Regions from separate parts of the Homo sapiens genome. Here region 1 is linked to region 2. Evidence: chromatin contacts called from ENCODE POLR2A ChIA-PET data. All regions are on one chromosome and are shown on one strand. Each heading gives the region's core, a stretch centred on a gene start or an enhancer-like site at or near the end of the contact. The rest is flanking DNA. Distances are from core to core; before and after follow the strand shown.

The links. ChIA-PET counts read pairs that join two places held with the same protein, here RNA polymerase II (POLR2A).
Region 1: POLR2A ChIA-PET joins it to region 2 with 11 read pairs in PC-9. The contact joins two enhancer-like sites. POLR2A ChIA-PET finds 5 or more read pairs at or near these places in 2 of 52 experiments (PC-9 and activated T-cell).

The regions. Positions count from the first base shown.
Region 1 is chr2:132,580,037-132,584,806 of GRCh38, forward strand. All of the region lies in intron 1 of GPR39 (G protein-coupled receptor 39), which reads left to right. Among named protein-coding and RNA genes, the nearest start is that of LYPD1, 88 kb to the right of the region's middle. Within about 2 kb of position 2,040, at least 3 of the 41 ENCODE cell types and tissues checked have a DNase peak (open chromatin) inside an H3K27ac peak, as active enhancers do.
Region 2 is chr2:132,436,602-132,441,059 of GRCh38, forward strand. All of the region lies in intron 1 of GPR39 (G protein-coupled receptor 39), which reads left to right. Among named protein-coding and RNA genes, the nearest start is that of MIR9986, 5.1 kb to the left of the region's middle. RefSeq lists an enhancer at 2,095-2,389. Within about 2 kb of position 2,195, at least 7 of the 41 ENCODE cell types and tissues checked have a DNase peak (open chromatin) inside an H3K27ac peak, as active enhancers do.

The sequences.
Region 1 (4,770 bases), core at 790-3,289, 140 kb after region 2:
ATTGTGAGCTCTATGAGAGGTAGTGTTGGCAAAATGATTACAAGTATGGGCTTTAGAGGCAAAGTTCGGGCTTCCTAGTTACACTTGTTACCTGTGTAACTTTAGGATGGTATGTAAAGTCTCTAATAGTTTCTTCATCTTTGAAATGGGATTGAAATCTCTCAGGATTGTTTTAAGAATCAAATGGATAACTAGTGCCTTGCATTCACTATATGTTTGCATCTCAGTTGGATTAAGGGATGGAGCCAATGAGTTTGGGATTGGCTTTATCTCTAGTGTGAGGGTTTTCCCAGGATGGGAACCATTTCCCGTTTTCCTTTCGTTTGACAAAACTGTATTCTGTAAGTCACAGGGACATTAGCAGGAAAGTGCCGGTGGCTGAGAGTAGTCAGTTGACTTTATCAACACATGTTTCTGTTCTTAGGTCAGAAACATCATCTTTAGAAAGTGAAAATATGTTTACTTGCACACTTTTATTTATATGCTAATCACACTTACTGGCCATGGTACAATAAGTGTGTACCTTACTTATGGAGAGGTTCCACCATATCCCAAGCCAGGTATTAGAACCAAAAGCACTGTGTGGTATCCAAATCCAGCTTTACAATTATTCCTTCTGTTTAGACATGTTAAAAATTAACTACAGGCTGGGCATGGTGGCTCATTCCTGTAATCCCAGCACTTTGGGAGGCCAAGGTGGGTGGATCACAAAGTCGAGAGTTCAAGAGCAGCCTGGTCAACTTGGTGAAACCCTAACTCTGCTAAAATTATAAAAATTTGCCGGGTGTGGTGGTGCATGCCTGTAATCCCAGCTATTCAGGAGGCTGAGGCAGGAGAATCGCTTGAACCCAGGAGGCAGATGTTGCAGTGAGCAGAGATCATGCCATTACACTCCATTCTGGCAACAGAGTGGGACTCTGTCTCAAAAAAAAAAAACAAAAAAAAAAACACCAAAAAAAAACAACAAAAAAACTGCAACACTGACTTCTCTTTTGTGGTAGTATAAAGATTAAAAAAAAAAAAGCATTACTGTGTCTTTAGTAAAGAAGGGGCACAAAAGGTATCACTGATTGGGAAAAACCTGTGAGGCAAAGCAGTTTTTATGAACTCACTGAATATCTTAGTTGTCCAGTGACTTTCTTTCTGCGGGCTTTATTTTGTTAAATCATTTTGATTTAACCAGGAAACCAGAGCAAGAAAGGCTAGTTAGCAAGAAACGATTCAGTCCTCTATTAGGTATTTGTTTCCATTTGACACATAGTCAGGAGTCTTCACAGGGCTATGGGGGAACGATAGTGACTTTTTTTTTTTTTTTGGAAGAGAATGATCTTGGTTAAATTTAGCAAAACTCTTAGTAGGTCTGGGGTTCCAGAAACCATGTGATGGCTCTGCAAGGCCTTGCAGATGCTTTTAAATATTATTTGGGAACAAAAATGTTCCCTTTGGCTGGTGCCCTTGTTATGTTTTCTCATGTCCCTTCCCTACATTTCTCTATTGCTCTCCATGTCAAAGACCAAGAATCTAGAATCCAACATGTGGGGCAGGCACTGAACCCCCATCCCCTAGCATTTGACTCCCAATATTCCTGGGGAAATGAGGTTTGGGTCAATGCGGAGTGAGGCCCTTAGTTTCACAGGCAAGATAGACTGACTCTTAGACAAATTGGAGGGAGCCGGTAGAAATATAAAGAAACCAATTTGATCTTCAGGGCCACCCTCTGCAGGGGAAGAATTATCACCTTCAAGAAGCTTTTATTCAGTGGCTAATGAAGTATGGTGCTCTTGGGGCCCATCTTTCAGGGCGAGTGATTCATTTTATAACTAGTTATCTAAATAAGAATGCGTGTGGCATGAACTCCAGTTTTACTGAATCTTTCTATGACTGTGGTGTTGTTTACTGCAGATGTTTCAAAAAAAAAAGAATTCAAACTAGTTCAGGCAGATGGCCCGGTGGTTGGGAGACAAAGTGCTGATTGGCAGTCCCAGCTGCTGCTGTCGGAGTCACCTGGCAGACCTCTGAGGGGGTGATTAAGTGACAGGTGTGCTGGGGATGTGGCCAGCCGTCTGTCCTCAGGTCCTTTTAGACACCATCTGCAGGTGGCCACGTCTGGGCTGTGAGTCAAAGCTACAGGTGATCCGTGAGAAGGAGGAAGTGGGTTTGGCGCTGTGCGATCACCTCCATATGCTTGCGGGGAAGACACATGCAGGGAAGAGGCTGGGCTATAGATTACAAACAAAACCATCTTCTTGCATGAGAAACAGAGACTGCAGTGTTAAAGATCCTCCGTGAGCTGCTGTTTCAATTCATGATTACATGGGGGAAGGACTTGGATAATGTAATTCTTAAGTGATTTGCAATGTGCCTTTCAGGCAGGTTTTATTTACAATTCTACATGAAGCCTGCTCTCAGTGGCTGGGAGAAGGCCAGATGAGTGTTTGCTGGCTCCATTCTCCAGCTTAGACTAGAGCTGGGGATGAACAATGCAGATCAAGTGGCAGGACTTGGCCAGCCCACTCTCCAGCCTTACAGAGCCACAGAGCCCAGGGGATTCTTAGCGGAGTAAGGTCAAGGTGCCTGTCTCAGTGGAGTAAGGTCAAGGTGCCTGAGCAGCCTGAGGCCTAGAAGTCACCTGGCTGGGATGCCCAGCAGGGAGAGCACTGTGACCTGCAGACAGTGCCTGCCTGCCTCTGCCCAGCCAAGCCAGGTCCCCAAACCAGCCTCACCCTCCTTCCAACCCCTTTTTTACCTCACTACCTACAGCAGTACTTTTCAATCTGCAGGTTGCAACCCATTTGTGACTTGTGACCTTCACTTAGTGATTCACAACAAGCATTGGAAAAAAATAGAATTGAATAGAGAGAATTAGATTTCTTTCTTTCTTTTTTTTTTTTTTTTTTTTTTGGAGATAGGGTTTTGCTCTGTTGCCTAGGTTGCAGTGACACTATCACAGCTCATTGCAGCCTTAAACTCTAAGGCTCATGATCCCAAGTGGCTGGAACTACAAGTACCTGCCACCATACCCAGCTAATTATTTAAATTACTTTTTTTGTTGTTTGTTTAGAGGTAGGATCTTGCTATGTTGCCCAGGCTGGTCTCACACTCCTGACCTCAAGTGATCCTCCTTCCTCAGCCTTCCAAAGTGCTGGGATTACAGGCTTGAGCCACCTCACAAGTAGTACCTACTGTTTCATGAAATGTATTCCAAGTGTGCCGTGTGTTTGTTTGCTGGGTGATACTGTAAAATATATCCCTTACTGTGGGTCAAAACGTTTAAAGCTGCTAGACATTTCTGTTAGCAAACACTCCTTCCTAAGTGAGATCCCCCCAACAAATACACATATCCCTCAAAAAAAAAAAAAAGTGCCAAAGCTGGGCACATTTAATCTAACTTAAAATAGACTCTTGTAAGAACTCTGGCCAACCTGCCAATTGAGGTTAATGTCTTTAGGGTGCCCTCTGAATTCAGAAGTGCTGAGTGCTTCTTACGGAGAATGATGGGAGAAGGGGGAGTCTCAGGGACATTTCAGTTATTGGTTTGTAAAAAAGCATCCCAAAACTTAGTGGCTAATTAAGAATGGGTTCCTTTTATGATGCTTGTGAACTATATGGGTTGAGATTGAAGAGGGGCATGGCAGGGATGACCTGACTGCTCTGTGACGTCTGAGGCCTCAGGAAGATTTGGTGGCTGGAGGCGACTTGGCCTCTGAGGGCTAGAATCACTGGGAGGCGCTCACAGGTCTAGCAGTTAATGTTCCTTGTCAGGGACACTTCAGCTGAGGCTGCAGCCACAGCACAGCAATGTCCTCTCCATGAGCCTGGGATTCTTCACACTGTGACCTCCAGGTACACAGCCCAGGATTCCAAGAGAATCAGGTGAGAACTATGTGGTCCCTTTGGGACCTTGCCTCACAGGTAGCTTCTGCTGCTTTCTAACGACTTCAGAGGAGCCCTTGAGAGAAAAGACATAGACCACACCTTTCTAGGGAGGGAAAGTCAAAGAATTTCATAAGTTGCTGCAGGTAGGAAGTTTTTTGAGGGGTGGGGTAGGGATTTGAATTTTAGTGGCCTTTGGAGGACAGGTTGCAGTTGAACGTGGTGGGACAGTACCCATGCGGCAGAGACCAGTGGGCACGTGACCTGGCCTGTGGTGCAGAAGAAAAGGGATGTGGATCCAGGCCTTTATGGAGGCTCTGGGGGCAGAGTGCTGCAATGAGTCCTGAGAACAATGTATGCGTGAAGTCTTAGAGGAGCAGCATCCCCGAAAGGCCTGCGTGTTCCTCTCTCAGGCAAACAGATGGTCAGAAAGCAATAGCTAATTATTAGACAGATGAGTGAACACCCATGCTTGAAGATTACCTGAGTGCTAGCCACCGAATATTCAGAACAAAGAGGAAGCTTCTGAAGCCAGAAATGGTACAGTCACTCCCATAACTCCCTTACTAGAAAAGCCTGGAGAGGTACCCAGAGGGCAGGGAGGTTGAAAGGGAAGGAAGGCTAGCAAGATCTCTGCCCCTTTCTGTACCCACCCTGAGTCCCCAAGGTTCTGTCTGAAAGGGAGGGCTGGCCAAGTCTCCAGTTCTTTCAGGGGAAAAAAAAAAAACGTAGTTACATTTCCAAAGGGAAGATGAAAGGAAGGAAAGAGAACTCACTTCTAGAGGCTTCTAAGAAAAAAACACCGTTTCGAAAAGCAGGCAGGATCGGATGCAAATGAGGCTTTCAGAGGCAATTTGGTAGAAAATGGGATGTCTATTAGACGATTACCAGTGTTCG
Region 2 (4,458 bases), core at 945-3,444:
ATGTATCATCCATCCTCATCACAGAGATGGGAAATATCAGAGGTGGGTAGTATTTGTGATTATATTCAGCTTAGTAAAGAGCCCCCCGGCTTGAAGGAATTTCAGTGATGTGGCATGGTGCTTGCCGACTTGTGGGGACAGAAGAGGCTGGTGCTGGCTTGGTGCTTCTGCTCGGTCCATCTCTCTCTGCCTCAGTTTCCATCAATCAAATCAGATAACAGCAGTGTGTCTCCTCATCCCGCAGCGTGGTTATGTGGATCATTGTATTAATCATATTAACTAACGTTTTAAAAAATTTACTTGCTATGTGCCAGGTGTTCTAAGATCTTTTTGTATGCTCATTCATTGAATTCTCCCAAGGCCCTATGAGGCAGGTGCAGTTAATTATCCTATTTTAGAGATAAGCAAATTGAAACACGGAGAGTTTAAGGAACTTGCCTCAGGTAACACAGCAATTAAGAACCTGAGGTGTATCTGACCCAGGCAGGTTGGCTACAGAGCTTGCAGTATTAACCACTGTGTTAGAGTTGCTTAAACTTTGATATAGCAAGACAATACACACACATGCACAAGTGCACACACCCGCACAGGCAGAGCAAACAAAAGTTTCACTGAACGATATTCACCCATCCTTACCTTTGAATGTGAAGTGCATTTTGATCTTTTCTCTTCTATTCATTTCATTAACGAAAATGCCAATCTGAAGCCAGTAAACTGAGTTTATGATCATGAGTAAGTCTGACATACATTTTGAAAGCCTTAGCACTACACCATACTCCTTCATAGATGCTCCTGGGGAAGCATTTGAGAAGAGACATGCAGGGAGTGTGTGTGATTGGCTGGGGAGGGTCGTGGAGACCAGAATGTGTGAAGTGTAGGCCCTGGCTCTGCTCCCACGGTGCTACCTCCTGAGGCAGCTGCTCCGTGTCATGTCTGGGCCTGTGGGTTGGCGGGCAGAGGCTGCCCCACTCTCCTCTTCTACTTTGTGTCATAATAGTCTTTGGGGGTCTTCTCTGCCAGCCTCCATGGGCTTCAGCTCTGAGTTAACCCCAGGTATTTACTGAATAGACATTATGTACTGGGCCTCGTAGGTATCCAGCTCTGACTGGGAGGCTACAGAGAGGCATTAGACATGTTCCTTGACTGCAAGGAAATTGCAAGACACCAGGGAAGGAAGGCTGACATGTCAAGGGAGAATTAGGGGCAGGTCCCCCAGTGCTGTATGTAGGGAGCATAGATTTTGGAGCTAGATGGCTCCTCCTAGTAATGTGACCTCGGGCAACATACTTGACCTCTGAGAGCCTAACTCTGGGGCTGCACCTGCAGCCTGAGTGATATTATCCTGGCTAGTGAAACTGTTTGGTGAACCATGAAGTGTTACTAAGAGGTTAGTATTTAGAGGTCATGTTGTCATAACAGTATTGCCAAAAGTCTGGCAACAGCCATAAACATTGGGGTTTCAGGGAAGGGACGGAGTGTTGCAGCAATCCTGGAAGCCTTCCTGGAGGAGGCAGCATTTAATCTGAAGCAGGTATTTTCAGTTCCTGACTGGAAGGATCATGGGTCACTTAGAGATGGAAACAGATACGCAAGGTCCAACCATTCATGTAGAAACCATGCTTATATATAATTAGGTCATAGCTCTGACTCCAATAGGAGGATCCTGAGTGCTTTCATAAGTTGTTGGGGTTTTGTTGTTGTTGTTGTTTGTTTTTAGAGACAAGATCTTGCTATGTTGCCCAGGCTGGCCTTGAACTCCTGGGCTCAAGTGATCCTCCTGTCTTAGCTTCCCAAGTAGCTGAGACTGCAGGCTCAAGTCACTCAGTACACTGCTTTCCTAAGTTTGACATGCCCTGCTGGCTTGAGGTCACTGGCAGACAACCACTTGATTCCCTTAGGTCAGGGGTTAGCAAATTACGTATGGGCAATCCCTGTTTCTATATAGCTCATGATACCTGTAATGTCAGCAAGCTTTTTTTTTTTTTTTTTTTTTTTTTACATTTTTTTGAGTGTTGTAGAAAAAAAAATATGCGACAGTACTATGTGGTCCCATAAAACCTAAAATATTTACTATCTGGCCCTTTAAAGAAAAAAATTTACCAACTGATGCCTTAAGTCTCAAAGTATACAATCCTTGTTTCAAGTTGAAGGTCTTCCTTAGTTCTGCATCATCCTTTAGTCATTCTCCAGGCCCTTCTGTCATACCCTGAGGGTACACAGGGCCCAAGCCCTGGAGAGAAGGGGAAAGTAGGCCTCCATTAGTCATTTCCTGGCTTCCATGGCTGTCGGAATTCCCCTGCTCTGCCATGGCAGCATATTAATATGTCGCAGCGAGCATGTGTATGTTTAATTCTGATGACATGTGGCGCATAAGTGATTAGTGGCAAATGCCAAAATGCTAGGCTGGAGCCCTGATGCTATTCATAATAACATTCATAAGAGTATTCCCCCAGGATGCAGCTTTCTGTTTCTCCAACATAAATAGCTTGGGAGGCCAAATCACAAACACGATTTCTCTTCATGCTCCACCTGGCCATTCGTAACAAGCATTAGATGTGAAATTTGATTTAAAGCAGCAGTTAAACTCGGAAAATCACAATGGTGTCAAGCCCATTGTTTATTTTAAAGATCAAGAGAAAACCAAAGGTGAGCAACTAATTCTTTATTTTATTTTATTTTTTTGTGGTAACAGTGTCTTGATGACAGGCTAATGTGCAGCTCAAAATAAAGGTACCTGGGTAGAAATAACCCCTCAAACATCATTGAGGCAATATGCCAAGAGGCGCTTGGTAAATGGCTGTGAAGGAGGACAGATTATCCTGTTGAAAGGCTGCTGAGATGCGGCTCCACTTGACAATGGTGGGACTTTTGTCACAGGAAAATTAGATGCCTTTGGATAGGTCTGAGATTGTTCTTATCTTTTCCATATAGCAAAAAGCTACCACTCAGAAAGAAAACAGAGAGTTGAAGGAGTACCCTGATTGAATGCCTTCCAGAAAAAGGATTGTTTTGAGAGAAACACTTTAATTTGCTTCAGATGATTCTGTGGAGGCTTATTGCTGAAGTGGTTCCATTTCAGCACAGGTTTAGCTGGCTCTGAAGAGAGAAGTGATTTTTAAAAATCTTAGGGAATACAAAGCATTTATCCATTAACCTGAGTCACCAACCAGTTTTCACAACAAGGCAGCCTAGGAGCTAGTGGTGGCCAGGATATGTTTTGTTTGTTTGGCTCAGTGTTTGCTGCTTGTTTTTTAAAGAATTTGAACACCGCTGGACTGCTTGTGCTGTCTCCAGTTTCTCACAGCATGCCCACTTCCTATGGGGCTGCTCCAGGCTGCCTCCCATATTTGTCTACAAAGGGATTGGAGTCCAAGGTGCATTGTTACAGCTTGTGGGTTCCATCGAAACATGACACCTAGTTATTCCCATCCTACTTTGTATCTTGTGACCACAGAACCCTCCTAACAAAGGTTTGTGGATGGTAGGTGACTCCCTGAAGCTCAGCCCTAGTCCTAGAGAAATATTACAGAGTCCCCCTGTGCTGATGGTAGGTCACGGACCCTAGCCATCTCCAAAGGACAGAGTCCTTTTCTTGCTAGTGCCCCTACTGATAGAAATGTTGAACAAAGGGCCAGTGGCCGTTTTCTAGCAGTGGTTAATTGCAGTGAGTTCTATTGTGGCAGAAAGGTTTGAAAACCATCTCTCGCCTGCCCTCACAATAACCTGAATTGTGGTTCTTGGTTAGACTAGGGCAAAGGGGTGGTGACATGAGAACACGAACCCTGGAGCTGGACTGCTGGGTTCCAATCCCAGTTCCCTTTTTGCTCCTTCCTAGGGGTGTGAACTGAGATGCAGGGGCAGCTTTTTAGGGGAAGGATGTATAAGTTGGGTGACAGATTGATGCAGGAAAGAGGAAGAACAATTGGAAATGGCTTTGACATTAGTTTGAATTCCAAAAGTGGGCAAGTAAATACCAACGCGGTGCTTGGATTAATGAGAGGGTGGAAATGGAAAGGGATCCACTAGTTAACAAAGTTTAACAACCACTGACATCAGGGTCAGTGTGGAAGGAAGGAACTCATGGCGTGCTCAGCCAAAGTACTTTAGAGAATGTCCTAGTTTGAAACTTTTTCAGTCACTGAGATTTAAAATAATAATAATAATAATGGCAAAATTGTCATGAAAAAAAGTCAAAAGAGGCTAAAGTGGCTCAGTTGCAACAAGACCCAGGAAGGATATGAGAGGCACATGTGCCCTTGCAGGGCGTGACTTTCCACAACCGGTGTGTGTGGTGGGGGTGCTCAGAGCAGTCCTGCCCCACATTCCCTCCAGCCTACTTGCCTTTGTCTGCCTGAAGGACACGCTCTTCTCTGCTGTTTGTCTATGTGGGTAAAGGTCTCAGCCAAGAGAAATTTTTAAGTAAATTAAAAACTCAAGCAGGCTGATCCATAGCCATGC